2 separate regions of the Mus musculus genome follow, and region 1 is linked to region 2. Evidence: chromatin loops called from intact Hi-C (ENCODE). Cell type or tissue: heart. All regions are shown on one strand.

The links. Peaks named below come from ENCODE experiments on the same cell type or tissue, not always from the same donor. Only the 100,000 strongest peaks of a DNase experiment are listed, where the experiment ranks them.
Region 1: a loop joins it to region 2, with 2.5 times the contacts of the local background. A loop is called at or near these places in 4 of 42 quality-filtered maps.

What each region holds. Positions count from the first base shown.
Region 1 is chr12:80,129,251-80,137,250 of GRCm38, forward strand. 2310015A10Rik (RIKEN cDNA 2310015A10 gene) reads right to left here and starts at 3,594. Exons shown (of 3, transcript NR_033514.1): 1 at 3,477-3,594; 2 at 2,564-2,709. In heart, CTCF peaks have their summits at 492 (motif pointing right) and 3,703 (motif pointing left); DNase peaks (open chromatin) are centred at 1,421, 2,229, 3,491 and 7,151; H3K4me3 peaks cover 2,450 bases; H3K27ac peaks cover 6,139 bases.
Region 2 is chr12:79,833,813-79,841,812 of GRCm38, forward strand. It overlaps a transcript of Rad51b not described here. Among named protein-coding and RNA genes, the nearest start is that of Gm3596, 5.9 kb to the left of the region's middle. In heart, no CTCF peak of the experiment used is centred here; DNase peaks (open chromatin) are centred at 4,579 and 7,669; H3K27ac peaks cover 5,334 bases.

The sequences.
Region 1 (8,000 bases), 300 kb after region 2:
AGACCCACAGGGGCCTTCCCACCTCAGTGTTGGGTTTATAGGCACGAGCCACGACGCTCCACTATCCAAGGTTTTCCTTAAACATCAAAAAATAAATAGAAAGGCAGACTATTCTGAACATCCTTGGGCCTGGTATCCTGCCTGGCACTGGAGAAGCCGACGCTACTATGCTCCCCAGAGGTCTAGGACACACCCTCTGGTCCAGAACATGTCACCTTGGAGGATGGGATCTTTCCCTCCGGCTAAATCAGCTAGAAGCTGATGAACAGGGCAGTGCATGCTCTGAGCCATGGCTTTGAGTCACACACACACACACACACACACACACACACACACACACACACACACGCACGCGTGTGCGCACGCGATGTAGAACTATAGGAGGTGAACTCATACCCACTCCTAAAGGCTGGATTGGTTTTGGTGCTGATAGGGCTGTTGACCCTGGTTGGCAAGCAAGCCATGAAGGGCTCCACACAGCAGGGGGCAGTACAACACACCTTCAAGGAAGGACTAGAGGGATCACCAAAGGACCTGACCAGAGATGTGCTTCAGCCATGTTTGAGTCCCGACTCCTAAGGCCTGAGCCAATCCAATGCAGGGATGAAGAACTCAAAGTCTGCTTTCTATCCCCTCCTTTCCTTGGAACCACTGTCCGAAGAGCCAAGGGAAGGCAGGATGGAGGAGCCACAACAGTTCCTCCTGCTCTGTCTCCTTCCCTAGGTGGGCTCCCGGGAAGTGGGGAGAGCTCACAACAAGGCTAGAATGAGCTCAGAAAGCCCATGGGTGTTGAGACCCATACAATGAGTTAGTAAACTTTCAAAACTTATGACTCCAAGGAAGACAGCAATCTCTGAGAGACTTTGGGAGCAAGGGCTGAGGCACCAGGTTTGGAAGCCAAAAAGCTTGGCTTCAAATCCCATCTGTTAGCTTTGAAACACTGGACAAGCCACAAAATGAGCCTAACCTTTGCTCTATAGACAAAGCTGTTGCTTGGAATGGTAGAAAGTCCATAGGCTTAGCAAGAGTCCCCGACCCAATGGGAACAGACTACCACTGACAGCATGGAGGGGGCTCTGGAATAAACATACAGAAGACCTTGGAAGTAGAAAGACATGTGCAGACTAGTGCTTCCAACTCAGGCCCAGAACCCCAAAGACTTGGGCCTATATCCCTCAGATTGCAGCTCTCCCAGAAGCCACCAGGCCACAAAGGCTGCATGAATCTGCAGTGGCAGTGGACATATCTGCTTTTTCCATGGAGACATCAAAAGGAAAGGGGACACTGAGGGTTTTCTGCAGGGCAACCTAAGCTTGGCTATCTAAGCACATGGCCAGGAGCTGAACTGGAGGACGGTCCCACAGGGACAGACATGGGGACAGTCATCCCCTTACTGAAGCCATGTCTACTCTGAAGGTTGTGAGGCTGGCCTCTTCAGTCAGAGCAGACTGAGGCTTCCCCTAGGCAGGGAGGAAAGAGTTAAGCCTGCTCAAGGCTGGGAAGGCGGGTTCAGCAGCTATAAACAGAGAGCCCTGGGAGGGAGGGAGGGAGGGAGGGAGGGAGGGAGGGAGGGAGCTGACACAGGATGTGGCCAGGGCTTGAGCTTGTCTGATTATTAACTTCACTTTTATTTGGAGGGGGATTCATTCTCTGTTTCACTTCCCATCAAGGAAGTGAAAGCCCAGGTCTCAGAGGGCCTGGTTTCAAATTGTTTTGTCACAGCTCATTTATTTTTTCCCCTTAAATAAATAAACAAAACCACCTCTTTGTTTCCCCCTTAATGAGCATTCCGCAGATCATCTGTGGCCGAGGCTTGAAAGGGGTTTTCAGGAGTCCTTCATGGGACAACTTTGGGTTTCATCTTTTAAAAGGAACAAGAAAGGATCTCTCCGTAGGCATAAACCTTCTCCAAGCTGTCCCAAGCTCTTCTTTCCTGCCTCTTCCTGGGACCCTCAGCCTACACCCCAAGTCTTGCCAAGCACTTAGCCCAGCGGTTCTCAGCCTTTCTAATGCTGAAACTCTCTAACACAGTTCCTCATGCTGTGGTGACCCACCCCCACACACCCCCAACCCATAAAATCACCTTCATTGCTACTTCATAACTGTAATTTTGCAACTGTTGTGAATCATAATGTAAATATCTGTGTCTTCCGAGGGTCCTTTGACAAACCCCCCGGGGGCGCGACCCACATGTTGAGAACCACCGGCTTAGGCCGGTCTTCAGTTGGTCCTGAGCCTGCCAGCCTGATTGTCTTCCCTTTGCCCATAGCCCAAGCCATACAGAATTGCACAGAGGGGGCTCTGAGGGCCCATCTTCTCAGTCTGGTTCACACCTATGGTTTTGGTTCCTACCGCACACACCCTGACAGTTCTACTCAGAATAACTTTCAGTAAACACACAAAAGGATTCCATTACAGGGCTTAAGGAAACACCATTATACATACTCCTGTGCTGAAGGTTCAAAACACCTGTGAATAACTCCTAGGCCCCAATCCAGATTAAAACCTATTCAGTCGCTTGGTAGTCCTCTTGCAAGGACCCGTTCCTGCATGACCTACGTACCCAGTAAGACGACCAATTTCATGATGGGCCTGACACTCATGGGTCCTCAGGATTCAGAAGGGAAGGGTGCAGCCACAAAGACTGAGAGTTGCAGAAGCCCAGTGATGACAGCATGTAGGTGGGCTAGCCAGGAAGAGGCACCTTCACTGGAAACAAAGGGGGAAATCAAGAAAGCTTCTTAGTGGGGGCTGACAGAGGAAAAGAATATTCTAGAACCTGAAAACTACAAATGCTAGAACAACCCCGATGTGTAAACTAGGCAAAGAGGAGGAGCCGTGGGGTCTTCTGTCCCTCGGATGACATCAGAATGATTGAGAAACTGGAAATGAGCTGATCACATATAGCACTGGAGCAGCTAGTCCTTGACCCTGGGTTGGTACGGCCCGAGGGCATCTACTGGAATACCACCTTGTCTCGGACCCTGCCACTGGGCTGCCAGGCAACAACAGCCTGGTGATCACTCTGACCTACTTCAACCACCCATGACTTTTAAGCTCTTTGAATATAGGGCAAAAAGAACTAGGAGGCGACTGGGACAAATCCAATCACTGACCGAAGCGCTGGCCCTGCCTACTAATGGCTAACTGATGGCATTTCCAAACACCCCAGGGAACGTGCCAGGGCCTCGAGTTTTCTTCCCGTTCTTAGAAATTCCTCCCCACGCCCATGGCATTACGGTTTCCAAATCCCAGGCCCGCCGCGGGGCTCGGTGGCCGGACCCCTGGCCGCGCCCGGAGCGGCCAGGAGCTGGTTAAGGGCGCCAAGATGGCCGGCTTGTTTTGCTCGCCGAGGCATCACGCGGAGGCTGCCCTTTGCCTCCGGGGCCGCGGTCAAGGTTCCGCCGCCCTCTCTGGCAGGCTGCCCCGGCCGGCCCGAGCGAGCCTCCTCCCCTGCGCCCTGGAGCCTCGCGAACCTTCGAGACCGGGGCGCGGCAGAGCGACAGCGCGGCCAGCCCGGAGCTTCGGGGCCGCTGCTGGCCCTTCGGCATCTCGGAGCGTCTGTCGCCCGGGCGAGCAGACTGCGGCCGCCCCGCCGGTCTTCCCCAGCCGGCCTTTCACGCCGCTCAAGCAGCCGAGGTCGTTCGATGGGCGTGGCAACACTGCCCTCCACTGGCCAGTGTGCCGAATGGCACACGCGGGGCCATCCTAACTGCCCTGGACCACCGGGCACTGAGACCCTTTCTACAGGGTTCTCAAAAGCGTACACCACACTTCCCTAGGCGTCTTCCCATCTGTTGGTCGGACTCCAACTCAGAGTTTGTATTTTATGGCATTCCAGGGTGAATGTTGCTGCTGTTGGCCGCTGGTCCTGAATCTACCAGCTCAGCCCACTTACTTAGGCCAGGGTTCTATCATCCACTCCAGTATACAGTATGCAGACAGAGCACAGAGGACCCTGATGGAGCTCTCAACCATATGGCACTTAGCGGGATAATTTCACAAATCTAAGATGACACTTGAGAAAGTTTTAAATCTTAAGTGTACGGCTGTTTGCCTATATGTATTTCTATGTACCGTGTGCCTGCAGTGCACTTTGAGGCCAGAAGAGGACTTTTTAAATCCCCTGAACTGGAATTACAGATGGCTGTAAGCTTGTAAGGTTGTAAGCACGTGAGTGCTGGGAATTGAACCTGGGTTTTCTGGAAGAGTAGCCAATGACCTTTACTGCTTATCCGTCTCTCCAGCCCCTTGAAAAAGTTTTAATTCACTTATAAAATATATATGCATATATGTATATGTGTGTATATATTTTATATAGTTATTTAAATCAGGGCAGTTTTCAAGACTGGATTCCCTCCTTCTAACATGTGGATTCTGTAGATTCTAACCAAACTCAGATCATCAGGCCTGTGAATCACCTTCACCAAACTGAACCATCTCACCAGGCCCAGTTTGGAAAAGTTTCCATGTTCTTATAGAGGAAAATATTAAGGCACTGAAAGAAGACATAAATAGGGAACTACAAACAGTCCCCAGTTTATCATAATTTCACCTGTAAGGTGAAACATAAATAATATACATTCAGTAGAAACCACAGTTGAATTTTTAATTCTGGGTTTTCCCCCGGACTAGCAATAAACACAGTATTCTTCTGCGGGAAGTTCCTACAGTCGTGAGTGGGAAGCAGACAGTGGTCTATAGTGTACTGCATGGCACAGTGGTGACGTCTGGTACGTTACGGAAGCAGGTGTACTCTCCACGCTACCTGGCCTTTTCAGTTCATTGAAGGGATTGTTGGGACAGGGCTTCACTGCGAATCAAGGAGCATGTGTGATTTATACTGGGCTGTGTGGAAGCTGTCACAAAAGGCCTTTCTGTGGAAATTCTAAAGAGGGGTCTAGAAGAAGGGAGCAGGAAGGTCCTGGAGAGAACCCAAGAAAGCGCTGGGTGTGGTGAGCAGAGGGGACCAGAGCATTGCCACCCATCCAAAGGCTGAAGGACAAAGCTATGGGAACAGAAGAGAGACCAATGGGCAAGGTCCAGACATCTGGTACCCAGGACCTCCCTCTTAAGAAGAGACCCTGGGACCCAAGATCTTAGCCACACCCAGAATGCTACCTCACCTTTAGGAACCCTAGCCAGGTACTCCTGGGCTTCTCACTGACTGAGTCCGATTTGTTTCAGCCCTTCCTTGAAGCCTGAGGGAGAATCATATTTGATATAACCAGATGCGTTGGGCAGTTGTAAGAAGACAGCGTGCCATCTTCCCACCCATGCAGTTCATGTTTTGTCTGGGGCCAATTTCTTCTGTGAACATTGTTAAGGGCCTGTTGTATGCTTGGGGCTGATGTCACAATTCCAACATGTGAGGAGGACCTCAAAGGATGCGTGCAAGCTCATGCTAGCTTTGCCCTGCCGCTCCAAGCACTTTGGAGAGCAGATAGGGGGACACGCTATCTTTCCCTGAGTCTCGGTTCTCACCCCTCCTATTTATTCCCCTCCCTAATGACTCTAGGGTTGGCCGGGTTAGCACACAGCAACCACAAATGTTGTTGTCAGGATGCTTGTTGCCTGTAGGGTGCCCATGCCAAGCTGAAGATGAGGATGGGACAGACAGCCTCTGCCTGTCTACTGCTCAGGCTTCTGTGGAGAACATTCTCTATTGGTCCCTGCACCCTGCATAACCCTTTCTTCATCAGAAGAATGGGGGAATCAGGATAACTAAGCTCAGCCTCCCAGCACTCAGTCTGGGATAAAGAAGACAGGAAAGTTTATCTAGGGCCCCCATACCACTCCAGTGTTATGTCTTGGGGGGCGGGGGGGGGGGAGTCCATGGATTCCAGGCCCATTGAGCCAGGGAGAGGAACACATAAGAACAACAACAACAACAAAGAAACAAAGTAAGTCACTTTCCAATTCAAAACCAGTTCTGGGTTATCTCCAGCAGCAAGTAACTTAATCTCTCTGAGCCTCAGTTGCCTCATCTGGGAAATGGGGAGAGCACAGCATTCTGCCTCGTCGGAAGATTCTGAAGATTAATAATGATCACTTCTCGGGTGCTGACTCGGTGCCAGGCACTAAGGGCTTCTCATGAGGTCATGTGTGGAAGTACTGGCCTCTGGCAAGCCGGGAGTCAAGCCCCATCATGGGAGCCACGAGTGCAATTTCACAACCGCCCTGGTGCTCAGCACATGTGGTTAACATTTAATAGGTGGAAGTTTAGCAAGCCCTAGGCATATAGTAAGCACTCAATAAATGGCCTTCATTATGAGCCAGAGAATGGGGATCTGTGTGCGGAAGTCCCATGACAAAGAGTATGGAGAGGTAGGCGGCCGGAGATGTCAGCTCACCCTATTTCTTTCTCCCCAGGAAGGCCAGCCCCATGTGTGCTAGGCCGCTCCCAGGCTGGGACGGCAGCTCTTACTCACCCTACCCAGGGAGAAGGTTAATTAGCCTCTCAGCCTGCAGGAGCACCCCAGATGAAAGGTGCTGAATATGAGTATAAGGTGTGACCCCCATATTTATAACTGAGGCTCCCTTAGGTGAGGAAGGGTGGGGGCGGAGAGGCAGGCAAATGAGGGCCTTGCCTTGTTTATGACAGAGGTTCTCAGGAAAGGGAGCTGGCTGCGGTGGTGGCTGAGTCTGAGAAAAGTTTCCAGGGGTGGGGTGGGGCTGCTGAGAGCCTGAGCGTGGAAGGGGTTGGGGGTCTGAAAGGGTCCGGAGGCTGCAAAGCTGAACGCTGTTCCAGCAACTCCTCCTGCAACTGCATCCTGCAAACTGCAAGGCCAGGACACAGGCTTGGATGGTGTGGGTCAGAATAGGAAGAGGACTCTGAATTGGGGCAGACAGGTCTAAATCCAAACTTTATTATGGCATTCGAGAGCCTAGAGTCTGATGGCATTCACCTAGAGTCTGATGGCGTTCTATAGCCTAGGGTCTGGCGTCCCTCACTGACTGGCAGTACCTAGTGGGCAGGTGCTGGCACTCACTATGCACGTATGGAGCTCCTGTGCCTCCCCTAGGCGTTAACCGAGCGCCTAGCCCATGCCAGGCATGGAGTCTTGGAAATATAGCGCAACAGGAGTGTTCGCTTGACTGCATGACAGACTCCAGGCACAAGACCAAGAGATAAGGGGCCCAGTGCCTGACCGTCTCCTCTCACCAAAGAGCACGCTGTGATAGAGACAACGGTCACATGTCACATGCAGTGGTCACAAGCACTACAGTCCTCCACACGATACCCCGGACAGAGAAAAGATCAGCCACGGAGAGAGGTGACACTGATGTGGGCAGACTCAGAGATGGTGTTGAAGGGCCAGCTCTGCGGCCTAGGAATCCTGATTCCCATCTGGCAAAGCAGATGCTGCCCTGTCTCTGACTAAGGGATGCACCCATCAGAAGAACTATCCCTGTCCCCTTGGGTCCTGTTGGAACTCCTGTCATCTGGTCCAATGAGGCCAAGAGCTGAATAACCACCAGGCTAAGGACAGTTGCCATGCCTGCTGTCTGAGCTCAGCTGGCTTTTCCTGGAGACTTTCCAAGCACTTGGAGAATAAGTGGCAGCCTTTTGAAAACACTGAACAACTCCATGGTTCTCATATATTACTAACATTGTGTGACTCTCTATCTGTAGCTAGTTCCATTTTTTGTTTGTTTGTTTGTTTGTTTGTTTGTTTGTTTGAGACAGGATTTCACTATTTAGCCCTGGCTGGACCTGGAACTTATTATGTAGACCAGGCTGGCCCTGGATTTACATAGATCCATACACCTCTGCCTACTGCCGGGATTAAAGGCTTGTGCCTCCCTGCCTGGCAAGCTTTTATGTTTTCATCGACCCTAAAGGAAGCCCATGCCCACTGGGCAGCTATTCTATGTCGCATCCCTCCCACAACCTCCAGAAGTCACCAGTATACTTCTTGTCAATGGATTTCCCTGTTCTGGACCCTCAGATATCCAGGGCTTTTTGTGTCTACTTTCTTTCATTTACCCACACTGGG
Region 2 (8,000 bases):
CTTCCATGCGTGTAGAACACACAATATGCTTGGAAAGACACAGATATGTGAACAGGAAGAAAAAAGAAAGAATGTGAGTGCGGCCTTCAGCAAGAAGTGTCATGATGGTTCAGAGAGGTAAGGCCCTTTCCCATCGCCATACTGTGCTAATCAGCGGACAGCCCTGAATTGCCATTGCCAATGTATGTGTTATATGCAGCTATCATGTTATATCCAGTTAGTCACCAGTACCACCTGTTCTCAGGGTCACAGCAACCTCTTACCCTTAACTAGGCCCCAATGAACATGGGAAGGTGGGGGGTTGGGTGAGGGGAGACAACTGTGTTGGTAAATGATCCAGAGAGGCCAAATGTGTAAAGACTGAATTCTACACAGGCCTTGTTGACATCTGCAAGCCAGAAATAGGAATGCCAAAGCGGGGGGGGGGGGGGGTATTATCTTAGGGTTTCTGTTGCTGTGGTGAAACACTACAACTAAAGAAGCCCGGGAAGAAAAGGGTTTGTTTATCATACACTTCCACATCACAATTCATCGTCAGAGAAAGTCAGCAGGACAGGAACTCAAGTAGGGCAGGAATATAGCGGCAAGAGCTGGAGTAGAAGCCACAGAGGGCTGCTGCTTTCTGGCTTTCCCCTCATAGCTTGCTCAGCCTGCTTATAGAACTCAGGACTCCCAGCCCAGGGATGGCAGCACCCACAATGGCCTAGGCCCTCCTGGATCAGTCACTAATTAAGAAAATGTCCTACTGGTTTGCCTACAGCTTGATCTTATAAAGAGGCATTTTCTCCACTGAGGCTCTCTCCTCTCTGATGACTATAGTTTATGTCAAGTTGACATAAAACTATTAATAGATGCTGATGAGGAAACAGAGAGGTCACCATCAGAGCACCTTGGATTGGACCCATCAGAGGGACGGGCACAGCAATGGCTTGTCCTTTGAGTCTCTTCCAAAGGCATGGCTTCCATGCACACAGAACACTTACTTGAAACCACCTGTAAGGAACTGAATCCCTTGTTAAATTTCTATAGAACAGTATTTGACTGGAAGAATATGATTGTAGTATAGTCTTCTTTACATCTTGCTTGGTAGCAGAGTCAACATGCAGAGTGGTGGCTAGTTTTATGCCAACTTGACACAAGCTAAACTCATTTGGGAAGAGGAAATCTCAATTAAAATAATAAAATGCCTTCATAAGATTGGCCTGAAGATCTGCTAATTAAGATTTTCTTAATTAGCAATTGATGGGGGAGAGCCCAATCCATTGTGGGTGGTGCCATCCCTGGGCTGGTGGTCCTGAGTGCTATAAGAAATCAGGCTGAGCGAGTCAGTAAGCAGCACTCCCGCCATGGCCTCAGCACCAGATCCTGCCTCCAGATTCCTGCCTTGAGTTCCTGCCCCGAGTACCCTTAGCAATGAACTGTGACTCGAAAGTGGTATGTTGAAACAAACCCTCTCCTTCCCAAGTTGTTTATGGTTGTGGTGTTTATCACTGCAATAGAAACTCCAATAAGACAGGAGGCCTTGTAACAGGAGCTCAGGAACCCCTATGAGAAAGTCCGTTCGTACTCCGTTAGACATGGATACCTGAGATTGATTGAGAGAGAGGCTGAAGGAGGAAACAAAGAAAAGATCAGGCCAGAGCAAGGCCAGAAGAAGCGTCGGCAAAAAGAGAGGCGCCCTAGGTATGTAGACCTTTTCTAAGTGCAGGGCCTGGGGAGGATGGGAGACCGGCGAGAAGGTAAAGGGTTTGAGCATCAGGCGACCAATCAGTACTTCCTGGGACCCAGCAAGCCGATACAGACAAGTCCTCACAGTTTGCTCATCAGCCTCCAGGGCAAAGCAGGGTTCCAAATCTCAGTGTATCTAGTCGCAGGATTTTCCCTGTCCAATTACATTAGTGCAGAGGAGGTCTGTGATTGGACAGAGAAAGGGGAGGCGGAGCTTAAGACAGGGGGTGTCTCAGGGTAGGAGGAGAAGGAAGATGGCTACAGACGTGAACCTGTGTGGCGTTAACCAGCCACAAGTAGTTGTGGTATCATGAGGTTTGATTAATTGGGATAAAGCTTTTATCATTATCAATTGGCTCTGAAATTATTGAATTGGCATCTTGTAAATTGTGATATTATTGATACATAAATCTGATTGGTTAATTAAGCTTTAAGAGTCTTGATTTTACCAGGTTACTGGGTGCTGTGATATGCAACCACGGGGTTGGCGGTTCCATTTGGTTACTAGAATGTAGGATAGAGCCGATGGTGGAGAGGGAGCCAGCAGTTCCAGGGACAAGCGAGCCAGATGCTGCTGGGGTTAGATGGAGAAGCTGACATCAGTGGCAGGAGAACGGGAGTTTGGTCCGGCCCTGGGGAGAGTTGGTGGGTTCCTTTTTTATTATTTTCCACAACAGTTTCTGGCTGAGATTCAGAAGCTCCAGGATGCAGGGCCAGCTGGAGACCCACTCTCTGGTGCAAGGATTCCTGCTCTTGTTAATTGACAGTGAACTAAAAGCCAGCTTTTGCCATGAGAATGATAGAACCAAGTGGAGGTCCAGGGATGTTGTCGTGGGGTGAAGAACACTTTCTGTGGATGTTTTAGTCTTAATCAACCTGGACATTTTGCAAGGCTGGCGATGTGCTCATTTGAAGATTGATCCTCCCAAAAGATGTGTTTTATCTTGACCCTATAACTTGTAAATGTGACCTTATTTGGATAAAGGGTCTTTGTAATTGTAATCAAGTTAGGATTCTTGCAATCTTGAGGCCACATGTCTCTGATGAAGTGCAAGTGTCCTTTTAAGAGACACACAAAGAAGAGGAGGAAGCTCAGCCCCAGAGGCAGACAAAGTTATGTAGTGCTTAGTTTGGGGACAAGTCTGGGGACACTTGGAACCTCTGGGACTATGTGAGACAAGAAAAGAGTCTCTCATACCTCCGGAGGAAACACAACCCTACAGACATCTCAATTTTAGACTTCTTTCCAAAAGTGTGAAAGAATATTTGTCTACTGAGTGAGAAATGATGTTGTTTGTGCCAATGTGTCACTGAAGTCCTAAGAAACCAGCCCACTGTGTCTGACCTGAGAGGTGACATGGCCAGAGAGGAAAAAAAAAATCAGGTTATGTTCAGATCTGTCCCTGAGTTTTCTACTGGTGTCCCAGGTAGACATTCCTAACCTTTGTGCTGTGGGGTCTGCCTCCACCTATATGCCCCCCATTCCCACCCGGAGTTTGTTTCTTACATCAGAGTAGGGCTTACTGTTCTCTGAGGTTGCTATTCAGCAGGGAGGAGGACGACCAGTCAGACCTGCATAGCGTTTGAAAGGATGGTAATGATAATGGTCACATTATAGAATCCTTAGCGTGTGCTAGGTACATCACAGACGTTATCTCATGCAGTTCTGAGTGAGAAGAGTCCTCTGAGGTTTCTAGTATTGCCGATGTGTAAACTGAGGCCATGAGATGTCAGGTCGCCTAGTCAAGATCACTTGGTGACCTTCAACCCAGGTCTTCCCGTGTTCAATTTGTAGCATTATAAAAGGCTCAAGCCCCAAAGAATGGTGGGCCAACATCCCACAGTGACTAGCTGCCGGATAGGAACTGTTTTCCTTAGTTTCTGAATCTTGGCAGCAAAGGCACTAGAGTTTCCCCTTGGCAGGGAGGATTTTGCATATGGACTGAATGAAATTAAGAATGCCGAGATGGGAGGCTGAGGTGATAGCTCAGTGGGTAATAGCACTTGCTCTGCAAGCATGAGGACCTGAGTTTAGATCACCAACAGCCATGTTAAAAGCCACATATACCTCTCACTCCAGGACTAGGGATGGTCAGAGACAGGAAGATCATTGGCTTGCTAGCCATTAGTCTGGCCAAAACGCTGCAAACTCCAGGGTCAACAAGAGACTGACTCACAGTAATAAGGCAGAGAGCACCATAGTAGGAGAACTGACTTCCTCCTGTGCCCTCTACATATTCATGAAGTCTGCACATACACCTGTACACACATGTGTACCTACTTGCATGCGTATACCCCCCACTATACAAATAAATGAATCAGTGCTGAGATGAGATGGCCTGATCAGATGCTGCAAAACATCTACTTTCACAGGGAGCAACTGGAACTGGCTAACTTCCTCATCGCCGCAAGGCTCGGAGGTCCTTTCTCTTTTCCCAGGCATCTGGGGAAAAGGATGAATTCTCTAGGCAAGTGACCTCCCTGGTGTGAGAAATTTTTGTGTTCACTGCTGTGTCTGCCCCCTGCTTTTCCAACAACAGAGGACAAGTGTCTACAAAGCTGTCACGCAGTGACAGGAGCAGAGAGGAGGACCTGGGCTGGTCTGGGCACACTGACACTCTTTGGAGTCTCTTCTTTGCAGGTTTGCACTCTGGTGGGCACATCTTCAGAGTCTTGGGAGACGGCTCAGGTCTCCTTGCTATGGCTGAGGCTGGGGCGAGGCCAACATTGCAGCTTCTCTCCACTCCAGGGAGACAAATGCAGCCTGCCAGAATTTCCTCCCACACAGACCTCTGTAGGAGATAAAGGCAGAGAGGGAACTGCCACGGGACAGCCACATGATAAATTCCCTTGGGCCTCCTCCTGTGTTCATTGTTCTGCCCTGGTTGTTTTGAGTACAGTCAAAAGGAAGAGCCCTGTGCTATCAGACTGAGGAAGGAGGATGCTCTCCTATTGCCCTTGGCCACCCTCATTTTAAATGTGAGGAAACCAAAGGGCAATGTGCAGCCTAACCCCACCTGCCCCAGAGGAGCAGTCAGCCAGCCTTCCAGGGAAGCCGCAACCCCTCTCCAGACCAACAGCAGCACACTGGTGGCTCAGCCCTTGTCCTTTGACTCAACCCTGGGGACTGACAGATGAAACTGTTTGGGGTAGGAGCTAGAAATAGATTTTGGAGGGGCCCCATTACTTGTTGTTCATGCCCCAGGGCTGAGAACTGAACCTGTAAGGCCACAACTGTTAGGAAGGGACATCCTGCCTAACACTGGCTGGCTGCCTGCTTCTCAACTCAGAGCAGCTCAAGTTCCTGGGAACTGTAGTCAACTTTAGGGATCTGGGCTGTGTCCCAGGTTCAAGTTCAAGCATGGAGAACAGGATGCCGCCTCAGCCACCATGGCTGGATTTCTTCGAGGAAGTAGAGCAGAAAGCCTTGGCTTTCCTTAAGCTGTGTGCTCCCGAGGACACAAGTGCCAAATGGAGTGTTCTTCTTGAATTGCAGACTCAAGCAGATGTCCACCCTGTTCAAGGCTCGGGCTCTGACTGGACAGGTGTCTGGCTGCCATGGCCCGGGTCACCTTTGTCTGAGCTAGAAGGCCATGTCTGAGCCATCAAAGGGGTCTCAATGGGAGAAGACAGACATCAATGTGCTTCCTCAACCAGAAAGGTGATTTCAATTTGGCTGGAGCAGCCCAACCAAACAAGCAGGATCCTGTCGACTGAAAGATAGGGCTGCTGGAAGATCACACAGCAACAAAAAATGGGAACCATTATCAGACTTGTCCCAGCCCGGAGGGGCAGGGCCTTTGAAGCCACAGACAGGCTGAACAGAACTTTCTACCTGGGAGATGTTGGAGATGGGAGGTCAGGCTGCACCAGCCCACACCCCCATCACTCCCCCCCCCCCCAAAAAAAAACCCTGATCAAAGCCTGCTGCAGAAAGGAGGGGCATACAGCTGCAACCAGCTCCCCCCTCACGGGGCCGCCCAGGGCCTTCTGAAAGCAAGTGGACTGCTTTTGCAGGGGCCTGTGGGAAAACCCAACACAGATACAGTGTACAGCAGAGCCCCGGAGCACTGCTGCGAGAAGGAAAATAAACCCCTCAGTGGTCCTGAAAAGAAAGGCAGGAATCAAAGCACAGAAAGTGCAGCGACCACCCACCTGATGCGCGCCTACCTTTCGGAAACAAATAACTCCTGGCTTCCAGGGCCTGTTTCAAAGAACAAACAGACTGAACACTTGGCCTCAAAGCTTTGTGCACTGGGGGATTTGTGGGATGCCGAGGCCCCTCCTAAGCATCCAAGGCTTGAATTGAAGCAGTGCCTATTCAAGGGCTTCCTTGCATGTGCTCTGTGCTCCTCCCTGGGAACCTGAAAGGCAAGAACTCTCAGGAAGGGAAGGGGTCCTATGTAGATACTGCTAACTCAGTTCCTCAGACTAGATGGTTGCCTATCTATCTGCTGGGAAACGTTCTAGCTGTATTGTCTAGGCTGGTTTGGGGTAATGAGACCATCTGTGAGCAGGCCATATATTGGTTAGTTGTAAGGATCTTGTCCCCTCAGGCTCTGTGAGAGCCTCTGTACCCCCTGCTTAGGCTTGCCCCTCCTCCTCCTGCCTGAAGCCTCCCTTCTTCTTCGTGGAGCCTGCAGTTTGATCTTTTTCTGAAGTGGGCACAACAAAGCAAAGCCACTTTCAACGGACTTTCTCCTGCTCAAAAGAATACAAGAGCTCTTTGCTTTCTCACTCTTGGGACTGGGCTTGAAGGGAGGGTAGAATGGGGATATGACTTGGGGGCCCTGGAATTGCTACATGGAGGAGGAGAAGGCACTGGGAGTGATGGGCTGAGTATTTGGGAGAAACTGAGATGAGAACAGCCTAGACTCAACCAAGTGGTGGTATTGCTATCAAAATGGGTTCGAGGCTAGACAGAGGGCTTCCAGGAGGAGGAGCAAAAGGGTCTTTTCACCCCTATTCCTCTGCGCCAGATGGTAAAGAGAGAGCAGCCAGAAACCACCGCTACTCGCTAAATTTGGCTCTTTATGTCACTTGACCTGGTGAGGTGAGTGAGGTCATCTTCCTTTTACAACAGGTGACAGAACATTTGAGGTGACAAGATTCTCCAGCAACACACGTGGCACTATAGACTGAGCTCAAGCAGCGTGACAAAATCAAGTGTCACCAATGGGAGTGACTTATCACACCCAGGCCTCTTCTTCCACAGGGTGGGGGAGGTGGGTTGTTCTTTGCATGTGGTGGGGGTAGACCTTTCAGGACTATCAAGGTTCTAGAAAGAAATTCTCTAAGACAGCAAATGAAATTGTGCCCTAAGGTAGAAATAGGTCTATTTTGAAATGAATACCCAGTAAAATTTATGCAGACCCCCCAAAAGGAAGACAGAGGAGGTGGAGCAATATAAAAGCCAGGGTAGGTAGATAGTAAAATGCCACACAGCCTTGCCTTTTATCCAGGAAGTGGAAAGCCTTCATAGGCTCTAATTACATCTTCATCCCGGCCCTTCTGAAGTCTCTGGGCCACGTTAACAATACCCCTGATTTTAGGCATGGACACATTCCAGTACCAAAAGCTTTGGCAATTCTCCTCAAGGCAGGCAGAATCCAGAGCTGGACCTGGAAGCACAGCCTTGTTCTGCACATCCATTTGGATGCTATCTCCAGCATAGGAGACCAAAGTCTTTGGTTGAGACATTTCAGGACATGGGGTGTCAGAAGACACCCACATGAATGTGGGCAGAAGTGAGCAATTATCTTCGCATGTTGACTGCACACAGTATATGTGCCCACGTGTGTATTCTTTAACTTGGGCATGTTCCTCTGTGTGCTTTCTCACACCAGTGCTGAGGCCCAGGTTGGGTCCCTCATTTTACATAAAGCTACACTGGACAACAAGATCCTCTGCTGATGGAAGCCAGAGGAACCTGGCCGCTGTCCATCATATGACCCTGGGATGTGGAGGCTAAGGCTGCTACAGAGATGGAAAAGGGAACTGAAACACTATTTTGCTAGTTTCTGGTTTGATTTCAATTATGTCATTTCCTGCTGGGAGCTAGGGAGGGAGGAGGGAGGGAGGAGGGAGGGAGGGAGGGAGGGAGGGAGGGAGGGAGGGAGGGAGGGAAGAGGGAGGGAGAGTAAGAGAGGAGAAGAGGAAGGAGACAGACAGACACACACACACATACACACAGAATATATTTTAATGGTTCTGATAGTGGTGGTGCTCCCTAATGGGCATTCAGTTTTGTTTCTCAGCCCTCTCTAGATTTC